Regions from separate parts of the Homo sapiens genome. Here region 2 is linked to region 1. Evidence: chromatin loops called from intact Hi-C (ENCODE). Cell type or tissue: Caco-2. All regions are shown on one strand. Links, peaks and the distances in the headings refer to the core of each region. The heading gives the core; the rest is flanking DNA.

Region 1 (11,031 bases), core at 1,231-9,230:
TTGAGCACACGCCCACGTGCAGAGTTCTTTCCCTGCCATTCCTCCTGTAATCTTCACCACAGCCCCAGTGCAGAGGTACCATTGTTCTACAAGACAGGCGGGGAAACTGAGTCCCCATAAGGCTCAGAGACTAGCCCAGGATCTGTAGTAAGAGGGTGGCAGGGCCAGGATTTAGACCCCATCTGTCCGATGCCAGACCCTGCTTCCCTAACCAAAAGCAGACCCAAGATAAGGAAGCCATATGCAATTTAACTTGAACCGCCCATCCCTGCTCACCGTGGGGGTGAGCTCACTACAAAGCTGGTGGCCAGAGAGAGGGGATGAGACTCTGGGACTTGGACAGGGCAGGGAAGTATCCTACCAGATTTCTGGTGCTAAAAAATGATATACCTAATGCTAAATGACGAGTTAATGGGTGCAGCACAGCAACATGGCACATGTATACATATGTAACAAACCTGCACGTTGTGCACATGTACCCTAAAACTTAAAGTATAATAATAATAGAATTAAAAAAAAATGCATCCCCAGACTACAGTCACATTGCGGGGGATCAGTATAGCTGGCTTTGGGCCGAGATTGCCCCCTGATTCCTGAGTGGCCTTGGCTAAGACCTTCCTTCCTCTCAGTTTCCCATCTTTAAGTGTGGACAGTAGTCCCAGCGGCATAGTTACTGTGCAGATCGGATGAAACAAACCTCACAGAGTGCCTGGCACATGGAACACGCTAGGTAGACACAGGCAGGCCCCTTCCCCAAAGCCGTCAAGTCCAGCTGCCTCTATCCACAGTGGGACTTGAGCACTGGATCCAAGAACCATAGAGAGTGGGCAGGGTCAAGAAGGAATCCCCGCTCCTTGGGCCACCCCTCTAGACCTCAGGCCAAGTCCCTGCCAGCCTTCAGCCTCCACCCACCAGAACCACAGAGGCCCAGGCTGGTGGCTGATCACCACCAGCCTTTAGAACTGCCTCCCACCAGGGATGTGTCCCAGCCCCAGGGACGCTTTGCCTCTGTCCAGCCTCTTCCGGCCCCCTTTCAATCCCTATGAACAAAGGGGCTCAGGGGTGCCTGGCTTGAGCCCTGTGCCCAGGGGAGTGACACCAGTTTCTGGGGCTGGAGTCTTCTGAGCCCTGAGATTCTGCCATTTGCCGTTCCGCTTACACCTTCCTTGTAGTTGAAAGGTGGCGTCTACACCTGTCCTGTGGGTGGACCAGGGCCTGGGGTGGCCATGGCATAAGGACCTCACCTCTAAACTCTGTTCCGCCCCCCCCACCCCAGTCTCTGGCCATGTCTATATGACACAGTCTCACTGCTGCTATTGTTACCGGCTACGGCAATTTTAACGCCATCTGCTGAGCCCCTGCCACGTGTGCAGCAGCCTGCTGAGTGCTTCCTGTGCCTTTCCTCACCGAGTCCCCTGAACAGCACCGGGAGGCGCTCCAGTCCCGCTCTGCACATAGGAACCTGTCTTATGGACACAGCCCCCATGCTGACTGGCTGCCAAGTGCCACCTGGGGCTACCATGGAGGGTAGGAGGTTCATCCTAAAGCTGGTTCCTCCCAGCAAGGATCGGAGACAGGGACTCTCGGGTTGAGGGTGAAAACTCTGAGCAGGTCCCATCATCTCTCCGAGCCTCATCTGTGAATTGGGATAATAATCGCATCTGCTTCACAGCACTGCACTGCGGATGTCATGAGTCTGCCTGTGACTGGCCCAGAGCAGTGCCCATGCGTGCCAGCTGCTGGAGTTGGTGTTACTCCCTGCCGGGCGTCGCGCATCATTCCACGGAGTCCTCACCACTCCTTGATGGGCATCACATGCTGTCCCCTTCACCCCACCCCACTCCGCTCTGTTCTCCTATTCCCCAGCAGAGGAGAGAGCTCCGAGACAGGAAGGGAAGTGTTGCAGGCCACACGGCTGGTCCTTTGCAAGCCGGGATGTGAATCCAGCTGTCTGAGCTCCCTGACTTCCTGCAGGATCCTACAGCTCAAGGGCGTCTGGAGGGCACAAAGCACTGTTCTGTGTTCCACAGTCCTGGTTCCACACCAGCCTGAGTCTGGCTCAGACACACCTACCCTTCCCTCTCTAGTTTGTGTCCCCATCTGTAACCCTAAGCAGGCTAGAATTCATCTCTGACGAAGCGCTTTCCGTCTGGAATTCCCCACATTCCCCAGGAGCAGGCGGTTTGCCCTAAAGCTGGTTCTGTGTCCACAGGGGGAGCAGGGCGAGGACGGCAAGGCTGAGGGGCCCCCTGGGCCACCTGGAGATCGGGTAAGCCCCCTCCCTCCCCTGGACCATGTGGCGTCCTAGGTGGAATCTGAGCCTCCCGCTGCATGGAGAGGGGTGGGCCGATCAGGGGCCAGGTCCCTGAGAGCTCCGCAGAGGTCGCGGCCAACAGGGCCCAGGGCTGGCATCCTTGGCACCTGGTGGCCCAAATTTTGCTGTTGTCTTTGTCATTCAGGGCCCTGTGGGTGATCGAGGAGACCGCGGGGAACCGGGAGACCCTGGGTACCCTGTAAGTATCAGAGCTCCTACCTGCTGGCAGGATCGGGCATGTCAGGGAGAGGGGGGATGACACATGTCTAGAAAGAACAAGAACTTCCCAGGCTTCTGTGCTGCCTCCCAGCCCTCTGCAGGATGGGCCCCCCTCACCTGTCTCTCTTTGGCTTCCAGGGACAGGAGGGTGTGCAAGGCCTCCGTGGAAAGCCAGGCCAGCAGGGCCAACCCGTGAGTGGTGCTTCGTGTCCCATCCCTGCCTCCCACCCTGAGTGGGGCGGAGCAGTGGGAATTAAAGAACTAGGCCCTTTAAAGCTTAAAGGGACCCTCCCTGCAGGAGGGTCTGGGGCAGCCATTTCTGTTTCTCCTGCCCTGACCCTGGGGATGCCCCCAGAACCTGCACCCCCAAACCCCTCCCCACCCCTCCCCCTCCAGGCGGAGACTGGCCACCCTCCCCGGGAGAGAATCCTGGGGCTGCCTTGCGTCATCTCACCTTGGTTTGCAGGGGCATCCGGGACCCCGGGGGTGGCCGGGACCCAAAGGATCGAAAGGCGCAGAGGTAAGAGGGCCGGGGGTTCAGCAGGGAGACTGAGTCCCAGGAAGGGGGAAGCCTGACCCACAGTCACACAGCAAACCAAACGCAGGCTGCAGAGGCTGCGAGGCAGGGTAGGGAGGGGCGGCCCACCAGGAGCCCGGCAGGCTGCTTCTGGCCATGACCCCATCTCCCTTCAAATAGCCTGAGTGAGGAGGGACAATCAGCCCCATTTCACTGGGGCTCCAGGAGGGGAGCCAACTGCCTGAGGCCAACCAGAGTGACTTGAACCCAGGGCTCACCACACTGTAGAGAGAAAACTGGGAGAAGTCAATTGAGGGGGTCTGGAGGAAGAGGAGGCAGAGACAGGGTGCTTGAGCAGGAGCCACTTCCTGCCTCTGCCCCAGGGCCCCTGCCTTCCCCCAGCCCCCAGACTGGGCCAGTGCTCTCTTAATGCTCTTTCCCTCCCCCGGGTGCGCCCCCCTCACCTGCCTGCCTCGGTGATACCTAGTCTCTAAAAGATCCAGTGGAACTGTGGCCTCTGGCTCCTCCCAGAAAATTGTCAATGCCAGTGAGGGGACACCAAGGCCCAGAGCAGGCTCAGTGACAGCCCCAGGAGGTTCCAAGGCCAGCTCTGGCCCCAGGCTTCCAGGCCAGAGTGCTTGGGTACATCTGTGGCATCAGATGTTCACCCAGGGGCCCACAATCCTCTCAGTCCCTCCTTCCAGAGCCCCTAGGGTCCCACACCTCTACCAGGCAGCCTCCATCATGTGGCCCTTGATTTTTCAGGGACCAAAGGGAAAGCAAGGCAAGGCAGGGGCCCCAGGCCGGAGGGGGGTCCAGGTGAGTGACTACAGCTGCTGTTTCCAGCCAACCTCCCTGCCCGCCCCCCACACCCGCCCTCCTCCCACTCCCTGCACCAAATGCCCTCACCAGCTTTTTATGTACCCCCCAGGGCCTGCAGGGGCTGCCAGGGCCCCGGGGCGTGGTGGGGAGACAGGGCCTCGAGGGCATCGCTGGACCAGATGGGCTTCCTGGCAGGGACGGGCAAGCAGGACAGCAGGTGAGCGGGAATTGGCATTAACAGATGGTGGCTCCATTTGGGACCAGGTGTAGGGGAACTTCCCCAGGCCATGGGCCAGAGGAGCCCGTTTGGAAACTTGGATGGGCAGAACCAACACATCCAGAAGTTCTCTGGGGTGGGCAACCATCTCCTCCCCTGGCACCTGGGAGTGTGGACCTTCTGACTGTCTCTCCTGGATGCCAGCACCCAGAAAGACCTTCCTTTCCTCCCCTGCCTGGTGGATAGGGTTCCTCTCCCGCCCCTTCCTCACTCAGAATCCCGCCCTTCCCCACTCACAATCCTCAGCTCCTCCTGTCCTCCTGGTCCAGCCACATCACACACAGGCCGTCTGACCTCCATCCTGGAGTGTGACCCCTTCCTCCAGCTTCACCCAGGGTTTGCCCAGGCGTTGAGCCATCTGCTTCCTTGGCTGTATCGTGAAACACAAGAGACCCTCCTCTGCCTGCTTTCTTAACAGGGGGAGCAGGGAGACGATGGGGACCCTGGCCCCATGGGCCCTGCTGGGAAGAGAGGAAATCCAGGTGTGGCCGGCTTACCTGGAGCACAGGGACCCCCAGGATTCAAGGTCAGATACCTCTTAATACACTTACCCACCCTCTGCCCTTTCTGCCTTGATGCAGACTCTAGTGGTTCCGACCCTTTGGGCACCCATGTCCCAGGGCCTGTGTGAAAATGGAGTCCACATTGTTGACCTTTCTCCGTCAGCAGTGCTTGGGGGTCCTGCCCCAAGCTTGAACCAGAATGATAGTTCATCTGGGGAGCTGTAAATATCGCCCCTACCAGGCCCTTGAAACCTTCAACTGGTTTTTGAGTTGTCCACGGGCGCCCTCTCGTGGACATTTGTGGAACAACACGTTGCTTGCAGCCGGGATCCCCAAGGCATCCTTAGAAAGCTTCCCAGTGCCGCGTGGGAGGAGGGGGCCCCCATGAATCCGTCAGAGCCAAGGGCTGGACACTGAAGGGGAGATGTAGATGAATGACTCAGATGTGGTTCTTGCCCTCTCTGAGCTCGAGGTTTAATTGGGGGAAAGATTGGAACCCTCTGAGACACAGGAGGCGGAGGGAGCGATGGCCTTGACCCAGGGAAGATGTGAATGAGAATAGAAGGGGAAAAGGTGGCCACACAGTGGCTCACACCTGTAATCCCAGCATTTTGGAGGCTGAGGCTGGCGAATCACTTGAGGTCAGGAGTTCGAGACCAGCCCGGCCAACATGGGGAAACCCCGTCTCTACTAAAAATACAAAAATTAGCTGGGCATGGTGGCAGGCACCTGTAGTCCCAGCCACTCGGGAGGCCGAGGCAGGAGAATCGCTTGAATTGGGGAGGCAGAGGTTGCAGTGAGTTGAGATCGCACCACTGCACTCCAGCCTGGGCGGCAGAGCGAGACTCTGTCTAAAAAAATAAAAATAAATAAATAAATGGGGAGGAGGCATTCTACGAGTGTGAGCTGAGGTTTGAAGGAGGGAACTGCATGCTGTTGGGGAAAAGCAATAAGGAGGAGAGGAATTGTGGGAGAGGAGAGGGGAAGGCAGGGCCCGGAATGCGAGAGGAGAGACAGAGACCTTCCTCTTTGGGAGGTGAAAGTCTTGTCACCCCTACCCCACCAGGCCTCCATTTGTTGCCCCAGCATTCTGCAATCTCGGGTACCCTGTGGAATCACTGTTCTGGCTCTCCCAGGCCCCCTCCGCCTCCTCCTGCCTTAGAACCCCTTCCCACTTTGACTGGTAATTTTTTGTGTGTTTCTTTAAGGGTGAGAGTGGGTTACCCGGACAGCTGGGTCCCCCTGGCAAGCGAGGAACAGAGGGCAGAACGGGGCTCCCTGGAAACCAGGGGGAGCCTGGGTCCAAAGGCCAGCCGGTGAGTGAGCGCCAAAGAATACACATGCCCACGCACTCACACATGCACACACTCACATACACCTACATGTACAAACACATGCACACTCATACACACACACAAACACACTGACCCAGAAGCCACCTCCTTGCTCTGTGACAAGGTATAAAATCTGGGTACCAGATACCATTCTGCCACCCCTCAACCAGGTGGTGGGGGAGGCTGAGGAAAGAGACCTGAGTGGTTCCTTCAGAATGAGGAGAGGGTGATCACAACCAGAAGGTGGGCGCTCCTGACTCCCAGTCCAGTGCTCATTCTGTGCCTCACTGCCTTCATCCCCCTGTCCCAGAGGCTGCATTCAACTCACCCTTGCCTGGAAAAAGAAGGAAGAATGAACAGAGAATAAACAGGGCAAATAGAAAACACACAACAAACAGTTTCAATACCCCAATTAAAGCTGAGATTGTCAGAGTGGATGAAAAAGCAAGACCCAACTACATCTGCTGCTACAAGAAATCCACTTCAAATATAAAGATATAAGTAGGTTAAAGATAGATATAGAAAAAGACATACTGTGCTAACATTCATCCCAAACAGCTGGAGTAGCTATTTTAATATCAGATGAAATGAATTTCAGAGCAAAGACTACTAACAGTCATAAAGAAGGTATTTTCATAATGACAAAGAAGCCAACTTTTCAAAATAGCATAAGAATCATAAATGTTTATGCACCTAAAAATAGATCTTCAAAATAATCAGGCAAAGACTGATAAAGCTACAAGGAGAAATAGACAAATTCACAATTATACTCAAGGATTTCAATATATTTCTCTCCTAATGGGTAGAACAGAAGCAAACAGAAGATCAGTAAGGATGTCTTGAACTGCATTATCAACCAACATGACCTAATTGACATTTATAGAACACCACATCCAATATCAGCAAGATACACATTCGTTATAAGTTCATTCAGAACATTTACCAAGACAGACACTATTTTGAGCCTTAAAATCAATCAATAAATTAAATTATAAATCAATAACAGAGAGATCTGAAAGATCTCCAAACATCTGGAAACTAAGTAACAAATGTCTAAATGACCCATGGGTCAAAGAAGAGACCAAAAGAGATGTTAGTATTTTGAATTGAATGAAAGTAAAAAACAGCATATAAAAATTGGTGAAATGCTGTTGATATATAGGGAGATCTTTATAGTAATAACTTCTGTGTTAGAAAAGAAGACAGGTCTCAAATAAATGGTCTCGGATTCCGTCTTAAGAAACTGGGGGTTGGGGCTGGAGAAGGCAAATTTAAAACAAAGTGAGCAGAGGGAAGGAAATAATGAAAATCAAAAATAAACCAAAAAAAAAAAAAGGAAAATCAAAAGTTAGCTTTTTGAGATCTGTAAAACTGATAAACCTCTTGCCAGACTAATCAGGAAACAACAAAAACAACAAAAAGGATACAGAAGTTACTAGTATCAGGGATAGGGGAGCAATGTCACTACAGATATGACAGAAATTAAAAGGCTAATAAGGGAATATTATAAATGATTTTATGACAATAAATTTAAAGACTTAGATGAAATGGACAAATTCCTTGAAAGACAAAACTACCAAAGGTCATCAAGAAGAGACTGATAACCTAAATAGCCTTATATCTATTAAAGAAATTGAATCTGTAGTTAGAGCTTCCCACAAAGGAAACTCTGGGCCCAGATGGCTTCACTGGTAAATGCTACTAAACATTTACAAAAGAAATAATAACGGCTGGGCGCGGTGGCTTACGCCTGTAATCCCAACACTTTGGGAGGCCGAGGTGGGTGGATCACGAGGTCAAGAGTTTGAGACCAGCCTGGCCAAAATGGTGAAACCCCATCTCTACTAACAATACAAAAAAAAAAAAAAAATTAGCCAGGCGTGGTGGCGCACACCTGTAATCCCAGCTACTCAGGAGGCTGAGGCAGGAGAATCGCTTGAACCTGGGAGGCGGAGGTTGCAGTGAGCCAAGATCGTGCCATTGCACTCCAGCCTGGGCGACAGGGAGAGACTCTGTCTCAAAAAAAAAAAAAAAAAAAAAAGAAGGAATACCAATTCTACATAACTTTTCCAGAACATTGAAGAGGAGAAGAATAATTCCCAACTCTTTCCTTGAGGCTGATTCTACCCTGATGTCAAAGCCACACCAAGATATTACAAGAAAAGGAAACAATACACCAATATGCTTCATAAATATAGCTACCACAGTTCTCAATAAAATTTTAGTTAGAGGAACCTAAGAATATATAATAAGGATAATACATCAAGACCAAGTGGAGTTTATCTTAGGAACACAAGGATGGTATAACATTTGAAAATAAATCAGTATAATTCACTATATTAACAGACTCAAAAAAGAAAACCCATTTGATCATCTCAGTAGTTGCAGGAAAAGCATTTGAGAAAAATCTAACTCCACTTCTGATAAACTCTCAACAAACTAGGTATAGAAGTTCCTCAACTTGATAAAGGACATCCATGAAAAACCTAGTCAACATCATACTTAGTAGTGATTGACTGAATGCTTTTTTCCAAGGAGCAGAGCAGAAACAAGTCAAGGATATCTGTTCTCACCACTTCTATTCAACATTGTACTGGCAATTCTAGCCAGTGCAATAAGGCAAGAAAAACAAATAGGAGGTATTCATATCAAAAAGGAAGAATTAAAACTTTTCATTTGTAGAGGAAATAATGTCTATGTAGAAGATCCATTGGCATCCACAAGAAAGCTACTAGAATAAGTGAGTTTAACAAGGTCACAAGACACCATATCAATATGCACAAATGAATTGTGATTGTATATACTAGGCAATATGCATAAATGAATTGCATTTCTATACACTAATCAATGAGCACAAATGAATTGCATTTCTATACACTAATCAATGTGCACAAATGAATTGCATTTCTATACACTAGCAACAAACAATTAGAAATGGAAATCTAAAAAGCAATACTACTTATAATAGCATAAAAACATGAAATACTTAGAGATACATCTGACATTAAGTGTGCAACATATGTACACTGAGAACTATAGAACACTGGTAAGAGAAATTGAGGAAGACTTAAATAAATGGAGATATATACTGTGTGCATATTTCAAAAGACTCAATATTAAGATGTCAAATTTCTTCAAATTGGTGTATTGATTCAACACAATTCCAATGTAAAGCTTATCGGGTTTTCATGTAGAAAATGACAAGTTGGTCCTAATATACATATGAAATATAAAGGACTTAGAATAACTAAAACAACATTGAAAGAGAAGAGCAAAGTTGGCAGACTAATGGCACTTGATTTCAAGACTTATTACAAATCTGCAGTCATCACGAAACTGTGGTATTGCCGTAAATAACTAACAGATCAAAGGAACAGAATGAAAGGTCCAGACATATACCATACATATACGGACAACTGGTTTTTTTTTGTTTTTTTGTTTTTTTTGAGATGGAGTTTCACTCTTGTTGCCCAGGCTGGAGTGCAATGGTGCAATCTCAGCTCACCGCAACCTCCGCCTCCAGGATTCAAGTGATTCTCCTGCTTCAGCCTCCCCAGTAGCTGGGATGCACCACGATGCCCGGCTAATTTTGTATTTTTAGTAGAGATGGGGTTTCTCTATGTTGGTCAGGCTGGTCTTGAATTCCCAACCTCAGGTGATCCACCACCTCGGCCTCCCAAAGTGCTGGGATTACAGGCATCAGCCACCACACCCGGCCTGGACAACTGATTTTTAACAAAAGTGCAAAGACGATTCAGCAAATACAAAATAGTCTTTCCTAACAAATGGTGCCAGACAAGTGATGCCTCATAACATGTACAAAAATTAGCTCAACCTGGATCATACACCTAAATGTAAAACTGAAAATTAAAACACTTCTAGAACATAGAAGGACATCTTCAAGAACTTGGATAAGACAAAGATTTCTTAGATATGGTACCAAAAGCATGACCCAGAAAAGAAAATGTGATAAATCAGACTTCATCAACATTTAAAACTTTTGCTCTTCAAAGGACACTATTAAGAGAATGAAAAGACAAGCCACATACTGGAAGAAAATATTTCTAAATCATGTATCTGATTAAGGATTTGTATCCGGAACCTAAAAAGAACTCGCAAAACTCAATAATAAAAATAAGCAGCCCAATTTTTTTAAATGGGCAGAAGATTTGAATAGACACTTCAAAGAAAGTATACTGATAGCAAATAAGCACATGAGAAAAAGATTAATATCATTAGTCATTAGACAAATGCTCATTCAAACCACAATAAGATGCTATGGCATACCTATTAAAATAGTGAAGAGTTTTAAAAGACTAACCATACCAAGTGTTGGCAAAGACATGGGGAAACTGAAACTTTCAAATGCTGATAATGGGAATTTAAAGTGGTACAATCACTATGGAATCAGTTGGGCAGCTTCTTTGAAAGTTAAGCATATCCCTATTGTATAATCAAATCATTCCACTCATAGATATTTACCCTACATAAATAAGGACATTCAGCCACATGAAGACTATACTTGAAGGTGCTTAGCAGCTTTATTTATAATAGCCCCAAATTGAAAAAAACCTCAAATGTGTATCAGCCGGTGAATAGATAAAGTGTGGTATATTTTGCAATGAAATACAATTCATCAGTAAATGGATTGAACTATTAATATATGCAACAACATAAGATGATTCTCAAAATAATTAGGCTGAGTGAAAGAACTCAGATAAAAAATAGTATAGACTGTGTGATTTCATTTATATAAAATTATAGAAAATGCAAACTAATCTGCATTGAAAGAAGATAGATCAATGGCTCCTGGAGATGGGAGGGTAGGCAGGAAAGAAAGATTACAAAAGGGTGTGAGGAAAGTTTCTGGGGCTATGGGATGTTATTGTCTTGGTTGTTGTGACAATTACAAGGGTGAATACAGACAGATATGTCAAAACAAATCAGATTATACAATTTAAATAGTATAGTTATTATCTTCAGTTTTACTTTAGTAAGACTGTTTTTAAAATTACCCCTTCTTTGCACCTGATGGGTGTATAGGA
Region 2 (8,000 bases), core at 1-8,000, 52 kb before region 1:
TGGTGTGTACTTAGGGTGAACAAGGGGTTCCAGGTGTGTCAGGAGATCCCGGATTCCAAGGAGACAAGGTAATTGCATGAGATTTTCCCCTCCCCCTGCCCCTGCCCCTGCCCTGCTGTTCCCCTGGTCTTGGCTTCCTTCCTAGGGTCCATCATGAGCAAGGACCCACCTGTAAGACGGCTGCCCTCGAAATAATCCAGTCTTCTCCATCCTTGATCCTCTTGTCATCTCTTCCTTGGACTTTACAGTGTGACCTTTTAACTTATTTCTGGGCCCCAGCCTCTTGCTTTCTCTCTTTCTTCTTTACTGCTACCCAGTTGTTCTTCTGAGGGCAAAGCTCTGCTCTCCGCTCACACACCGTCCATGGCTCCCTATTGCTCTCAGAATGACACCCTGGCTCCCTAACCAGACATCAGGACCCCAGTGAGTGCATCTCTCTGATATTCTCCTGCTCCCCGCCTTACAGCTCTGCACTCCAGCCCCACTGAACCGCCTGCCGTGGGCCTCTGTACACACACACACACACAGACTGCTACCCGCCCGGGACCCCCTCCACCCAGCCTCTCCACACCACCCTGCTCAGAGCCCTTTTTCCCCACCTGCTCAGAAAGTGGCCATTTCCCTCTCTAGATGCTCTGAGAGGCATGTCCTCCCCTCACTGGTGGTGCCACCTTTCTCCTCTGATTTTGGGGGACTTGTACTGTGTCCCCTGCCAGACAGTGAGTTCCCTAAGAACAAGGCTCCAGACTGCCCTGATGGAGCTCGGCTCAGGGTCCTGTCCTTGATCATGAATATTTAGGATAAGGTTGAGGGAGTAACTGGCCTTACAAAATGACATATTGACTATGGGATCAAACTGAGGTGGCCTTGACTTCCAGAGCCCAGCTGTGGGCCTGCTGAGACTGGCTCCCCTTTGCCTGTGTCCGGCATCATGTGGCCACATCTGGAACTCTCCCGGCCAGTCAACGAGGCCCAGATGTTGGCCAGCTCTCCCTCTTCCTCTTCCCTCCCTCCTCGCTGGCCTGTCCTGACCCAGCCTTGGTATCTCCGGGTTGTGAACCACAGCAGGCCTGGCTCTTCCCTACTGGACCCTGTCTCCAGAGTTCCCCAGGAGTCAGAGGCACCACAGAGCCTGCGTGCAGCCCCAGGGTCCCTGATTCTTCCTGGTGAGGACAGGGGCTGCTGTTTCATGTTAGCATTTCCTGGGGCCCAGCCTATAGGGGTGTCAGGCAGGTGTGATCCAAGCCAGAGCCCACAGCAGGGAAAGGAAGGAAGGAGCTCATCTTCCTCCAAGGCGGGCGTTCTCTGGGCCTGGGACCAGCAGGAGGACTGGGCGGCTGTTCACCTGGCCATTTCTCTTCCTCACTAACCCCAGCCTGCTCTGGATCTCTTCCAGGGGAGCCAGGGGTTGCCAGGGTTCCCCGGTGCACGGGGGAAGCCAGGGCCTCTGGTAAGTACCTGCTCCTCCAGCACCCCCAAACCTCACACTCTCCAACTGATCGTGTAATGTGGCTGGGGACACCTTCACCTCCAAGACTTCATTTCCTCCTGCAGCAGAGCTCCTGGGGGCAAGCAGGGCAGGGCAGGAATGGGATGTGCTCATTTCACAGATGAGGATACTGTGAGAGGCTCAGTAACTCAGCCAGCTTCAGAGGCAGGCCTCATTTGCCGACAAAGCTCTGATGAGGATCTGGGGTTCCTGATGCCTTGTAAACAATAGTGATGTTATCAGTAACAGCAGTGGCTGTCATTTATTGAGTGTCACTGTGCATCCGACCCTTTCTGAACTGTTTCTTTGAAGGCTGCCAACTACCCCAGGAGTGAGGGAATTAATATTGCTCCCATTTTACAGATGGGCAAACTAAGATTCCGAAAGTTGAAGTGACTTGCCCAGGGTCCCATGGTTAGCAAGTGCAGGAGGCAGAGTTTGAATGGTAGCTCCTTCTAGTTGTCCAGGCAGATTTTATGCACATGCTTCTGAACTTTCCAACCATCCACAACCAGCGGGGGAACGCAGGGGGTTCATGGAAGGTGGGGTCCTCACCCCTGCCTCCCTGCAACCTCTTCTCTTCCACAGGGCAAAGTCGGAGACAAAGGATCCATTGGGTTTCCCGGGCCCCCTGGACCCGAGGTATGTGATGCCCCATTTCTCCGTGTCTGGCTGCTGCTGGGACTCGGTCTTGTCCTTGGGAAACTGAGGCCCAGGGATGGGGAAAGACTTGCTTTAGGTCACACAGGATATGAGAGATGAGGCTGAGAGGAGAAACTCCTAGATCAGCAATCATTTATTTTCCCCTTCTGCTCTTCTGCTCTTACTCAGGGGCTCTCAAAAGTCAACAGGGCCAAAAGGTGGCCTCAGAGTCCTCTGCCAACTTTGTGGCCACCGCAGCTTTGTGATTCATGAAAGCCCTCTGTGCGCCACTGTCTGGTCCCTCACAGGAGCTTCCCACATTCTCCACTCAGAGTTCCCTCTCCAAGCCCTGGAACTTTCCTAGCCACCCACAGCCACTCTGGAACGGTTCAGGGCTCAGAGCTTCCGGGTATGGGGAGCAAGAGGTAAATGCAAAATTCGGGCTTTTGAATGAAGAATGAGAAATAAGGATAGATTTAGCAATTAATATAATAACTCTAGTTGAGTCAGGAGAGAGCCTCAGGGTTTCTGATGTGTGTGATCATTGGCATAGGTAGGCTACACCTGAATGATCAACTCGGAATTCACATGTAATGTTGCGAAGCAAGCTGGCTGGGTTCTTTTTGACGCCCCCGTCTTTAACAGGGGTCTCGTGTCTAGAGAGCTGGGCTGAGCAGGAGCCAGGGCTGCCGTCCCTCTCAGGATCATTGGCACCCAGGCCAACCTCAGTTGGAGCCCCCCACCCACAACTCCCTAGCCTCCAGGTCTTGCTCACCCATGAGGTCTCTGCATCCAAGACAAAAGTGTGGCTCTGTGGATAGGCCGGACCCTGCCAAAGATCACTTCTGCTATCACTCGGATGGATGAGGAAATGTTTCCTAAAAGCTACAAGTTCTGACTTTCCACTCTGTTGACTTTGGCCATGACACAGTCCTATCTTTAGACAAATGGACTTGGCCTCTCCTCCATGGCCCCAATTCCCTCCTCTGGTCGCTGGAAAAAGGCTTTTCTGAGAGTCCAGCTTTCCCAGCATTCTGGCCCGTGAGGGTGGAAGGCATGCTCCCTCACATTTATTAGGCACCTCCTGGTGCCAGGAGGCTGTGCAGTGTCCTCGAGATGAGAACTTGCTGAATCGCCACGACAGCCGCATGAGGGGGATATTACCACCACCAGTTTACAGTTGAAGAAACTGAGTCACAGAGCAGGAAAGTGGCTTCCTCAGGGTTGCTCTGCTATGTAGGAACAAATAAGGTCTGCTTTGGCCCTTTCCTGGGTCCCTGGACAATTTAGCCATCAGCCTCTCCCGTCTTTGTGCTCTGTTTTGATTGGCTGACTCTGTAGCCGAGAGATAGCTCTGCTCAGCTGAAGGGGGAAGCTGATAAGCGCGGAAGCTGATAAGCGCGTCAGCACCCTGCCTGCTTCTTTCCCTGAGACCATGGGAGGGAGCTCCAGCTCTCCAGCACCCGGGTGAATTATCTCTCACTCATCAGTGGGTTATATGCAAGTGAGCATCAGGATTTGCTCAGCATCCCGACTGCTAAGTTCTCACTTAGAGATGGGCCCACCCCAGGCAGACTTCTTTTCCCAGAGTACAGGACCCAAAATCATTTTGGATGCAGATTTTTACTGAGCACTTGCAACTTTGCTGGTTCCATTTAAACTTAAGACTAGCCCTGTAAGGGAGGTGTTACGAGCACCATTTTACAGATGAGGAAGCTGAGGCCCAGAGAGGCTAAGGAACTTGCCCAGGGTCACACAGGAGGAGGGCAGGGCTCTGGGAACTGCGTAACAGGTCTCCAAATTGTGCAAAGACCACTGTGGGGAGAGGGAGTCCCTGTGCTCTGTGGGGCCCTAAGGAGGAGCACGAGGATATTGCAGGGAAGGGAGGTGATTCCGCTCCATGTGGGAAGAACCTTCTATTGTACAGTCATCCCAGGGGAATGGCCCTCACTGGGAAGCAGGGAGCCCCCATGGGTGGAGTGGGGCAGAGTCCAACACATGTGGCCAAGATGTAGGAAGGACTTAAGCTTACGATGACTGGAGCTGAGGTTAATTAAATCAGTGCTTTTCAATGCTTTCAAAGTCACAGCAAACCCAGAAAATCATCCTCTTTGCAGGATTACTGCAGTCAAAAGACAAGACTTCTCAGGGCAAGGCGTGGCTGGCTCTGGGGAGCAATGTCCCCAGACACCCATAATTCTGACCCAGTAGCAGCACCGGATTTGAGAAATAACGACCTTGAGTGTGACCTTCCATGTTACAACCTTAATGCTTTCCTGCACCGTCCGGTGTATTGTCTCAGCAACTCTCTGAGGTGTCAGGGCTGGAACCATGCACCCTGTTTTAGAACTGAGGACTGTGGGATCAAGGTGGTTAACTGACCTGCCTGGGGTCCCATCCCAGCAGGATGAGATGGAAACCCGGTCAGTCTCCCTGCAAGACGCATCCCCGTAGCACTCCCTTCACAGCCCCCGTGGGTGACCCTGCTCTCTGCTTCCCCTCAGGGATTCCCAGGAGACATCGGCCCCCCTGGCGACAATGGCCCAGAAGGCATGAAGGTGAGTACCTGCCCAGGGCAGCTCCAGTTGGAGGAGCAGACAGCTCTGCAGAAACCACAGGGGCTGGCTGCCTGGCTTGGAAGCAGGGGTTGCCTTGCCAGCCTGCGATGGAGATGGAGGTACCGCCTCTGAGACTCCCTTTTTGTTCCCTTCTCCCCAGGGTAAGCCTGGAGCCCGAGGCCTGCCGGGACCCCGTGGGCAGCTGGGGCCCGAGGTGAGACTGTCTGGCCCCCTCCACTGCCCATCCTGGCCTGATTGCAGCCCCCAGCCTGCCCTGTCCTGGGTACTGAAGGCCTTAGCTTGGGCTGGAGCCCCCTCAGCCAGGACACCACCCAGGGCTTCCCCAGACTTACCCACCAGCTCATCCTATACAGCCCTGCCCCGTGCCCCTTCCAGGGACCTTCTCTGCCCTGCTGTCACCTGGCAGGGTGGCTTCCCCGCACCCTCCCTCCTCTGCACCCTCGTCACCCTGGGGTTTTCTTTCCCAGAGCTACTGACAATGCCGTGCTCGTGGTAGCAGTTTATCAGGGCATTAATGAGGGAGTAGGAAGTGTCAGCCCCATTTTACAGATGAGGCCACTGAGGCCCAGAGAGGAAAAGAGACTCAGTCAGGTCTTATGGTTAGTAGCAGGCAGGGCTGCAATGGGAACCCAGGTCTGCTTGAGCCCAAAGCCCATGACATACGTCCTATGCTGTCAACTCTGTGCTTCCTGGGAGTGGCCTTGCTGTCAACTCTGTGCTTCCTGGGAGTGGCCTAGGGGCACCTCCAGAATATTACAATGACTTGCACAATTAGTTAGTGGCAGAGCATCGATTTGCTTATTTATGTGCGCTGGATGAAGTGGGTTGGGAGGGGTCTCTATGGGGCTGTTGGAGCACCAGGTGGGCACTTAATGGGTGGGCCCCTGATTTTGCCCTGTGCACGAGGCCATTCTTAGCCTTCCCATGCCCCACCTACCTTAGCTCAGGCGCCAGGCCCCCGTGACACACAGCCCTGGGCTGAGGGTGCGGGAAGCCCAGATTCACCGCGACCGCAGGCGGGCATCCAGCTGACATGGATCCCTTCTCGGGCTGGCTCTGGGTCTGGCGGGGTCCCAGCACTGGCTCTGGGAGCCACCACGTGGAGCTGCTTTCCTGGAAGCTGGGGAAAAGGAGCTGGGGGGTGTCTCTGGAGGGAGCCCCTTGGTCAGGCCTGGCATGCCAGAAGGAGCCAATTAGGAGGCTGCCTGAGCCTGTGGGGGTGGGGAGCACCTGGAGAGTCTCATGGGCCGGAAGCGGGAAGGAAGGGGAGAGGAGGGAACGGCACCAGCCACATGCTTCTGTCTACACTCACATTACCACTCAAGAAAGCCCTATGTATGCCTGCCACTTGTTCACATCTTCATTCATTCATTCATTCACTCACCAAACACCCCTTAGACACGGCACCATCCCGAGTGATGTTTGGGGGTGGCTGCAAGAAAGAATAAGGCATCACTGCTGACCTCCAGGAACTCAGCTGAAGCCACTTATTATATTTGAGGATGATCTTCTCCAATCTGGGAAACTGAGACACAGTGAGGCTGAGGTCTGCCAGTGAGCAAATGGCAGAACTCAGAGCCTACATCTTTGAGCTGCAGTTTGAGGCTCTGTTCCTCACAGCACACAACGGGGTTTAACTCTCATGCCCAGGGCTTCCATGAAGCCTGGAGTCTCCATTCACTGGAAGTCACTGTGTAGCCTGGCCTCTAGGCCATGGCCAGTGGAGCCTCTGCCCTGGGTGGGGCCAGGCAGGTGGGCCAGGCGTGCTGTTTCCCTTTGTCCAGGAGGGCTCTCCTCTGTCCATCCCTTTCCCTCCATACAGGACAAGATCTCTGCAAGTCCAACTGGATTAACTTTCTCCTTTTTTCCTCTCTCGTGTCTCCCAATTCTAGGGAGATGAGGGACCCATGGGGCCGCCAGGGGCCCCTGGCTTGGAGGTGAGTGTCACTGGCCTGGGGTAGGTGGCATTCATGGGAGCTGAGCCAGCTGTGCACAGGCAGGGCAACATCTGGCCAGTGCTCCAGAGGGAAGTCATCAGTGAGGGCCTTGGACCAGCCAGAGAGAGAACTAGGACAGACCCCAAAGGAGAGAGACAAGAGCCAAGAAACTGACTGTCACTGCCCACCTCCTATGTTCCAGGTGCTTCATGTCAGTATTTATTCTCCTTGATTCTCCCATGACACATGATTGCTTTCCTTGGTTTCATTAGAGAAGAGGCAAACGAGAGTGAAGGCTTTAGCTCGACATCTCACAGCCAGGCAGTGGGGACGCCCTGCCTGGGCCCTCAGCCCGAGCCCTCTGCACTCTTCCAAGCTGCCTTCCCAAAGTCACTTGTCCTACACCCCTTCTTGGTCCCAGCCATTGCATAAACCAGCAGCTCATGAAATTTCTGGTATCCAGAGCTTTTTACACTCTTGAAAATGATGGAGGACCCAAAGGCTTTTGTTTGAGTGGGTTACACCTACTGAGATTAGTAATTAAAACCAAGAGACTTTAAATGTATTTATTCATTCATTGAAGATTAATCATAAACTCATTTCCTGTTGATAAAAATTATATTTTTAGGAGAATTCACGCTATTTTCCATAGCAAAATAATTGAGTGGAAAGAGTGGCATTGTGTTACCATTTTTGCAGATCTCTCTTTAATGTCTGGCTTAATAGAAGTCAGCTGGCTTCTCAACTCCGCTTCTGCATTCAATCCACTGACAATATTGCGCGCCATGCAGCCTCGGGAAGATGCCACTTAACATTCACCAGAGTGAGAGTGACAAAGGCGAATGACATCTTAGTGTTATCATGAAAATCATTTTGACCTCCTGAACCTTCTGAAAGGGCCTCCGGGACCCCTGTAGTCCTCAGGCCACACTTTGAGGACCACTTGCATAAACTGTTCCTTCCCTGCACCCCCCGATCATCTGCCAAGTTCCTTCCTTTCCCTCACTCCCTGAAGGCAGGTGTCATCTTCCTCATTTACAACAAGAAGACCAACCCAGGGATGGGGGAGGCTTCCCTGAGTTCACGCAGCTGGAAACCCTGCCTGTATTCCAGGACAGCTGGCCACCTGGTGGACTCAGGGTTATATGCCCCTGTCCACCAGGGTATGTGGCTCTCTACAGCTGTGGATACCCTGTGCCAGGCCCTTGGAGCCCCTGGACCCCAGCCATGTTGCCCCTGTCCAGCTTCTCCCACTTACCTGTCTCTCTGTTGCAGGGTCAGCCTGGCAGGAAGGGGTTTCCTGGGAGGCCCGGCCTGGATGGCGTGAAGGTGAGGGGACCTGGAGATCCCTGG

Evidence for each region. A loop is a pair of places that touch in the nucleus more often than their neighbours do. Peaks named below come from ENCODE experiments on the same cell type or tissue, not always from the same donor. Only the 100,000 strongest peaks of a DNase experiment are listed, where the experiment ranks them.
Region 2: a loop joins it to region 1, with 12 times the contacts of the local background. A loop is called at or near these places in 4 of 110 quality-filtered maps.

What each region holds. Positions count from the first base shown.
Region 1 is chr9:114,286,243-114,297,273 of GRCh38, forward strand. COL27A1 (collagen type XXVII alpha 1 chain) reads left to right here. Exons shown (of 61, transcript NM_032888.4): 42 at 2,213-2,269; 43 at 2,460-2,513; 44 at 2,672-2,725; 45 at 3,000-3,053; 46 at 3,816-3,869; 47 at 3,982-4,089; 48 at 4,568-4,675; 49 at 5,861-5,968. It overlaps LOC124902252 (a long non-coding RNA gene), which reads right to left and starts at 4,571. Exons shown (of 3, transcript XR_007061741.1): 1 at 4,387-4,571. RefSeq lists enhancers at 1,471-2,097, 1,965-3,164. In Caco-2, for the core only: a CTCF peak has its summit at 4,936 (motif pointing left); DNase peaks (open chromatin) are centred at 2,169, 2,649, 4,449 and 4,949.
Region 2 is chr9:114,235,585-114,243,584 of GRCh38, forward strand. COL27A1 (collagen type XXVII alpha 1 chain) reads left to right here. Exons shown (of 61, transcript NM_032888.4): 17 at 15-68; 18 at 1,397-1,450; 19 at 2,078-2,131; 20 at 4,636-4,689; 21 at 4,850-4,903; 22 at 6,603-6,647; 23 at 7,923-7,976. Among named protein-coding and RNA genes, the nearest start is that of MIR455, 30 kb to the left of the region's middle. RefSeq lists an enhancer at 1-299. In Caco-2, for the core only: a CTCF peak has its summit at 3,557; DNase peaks (open chromatin) are centred at 3,547 and 4,056.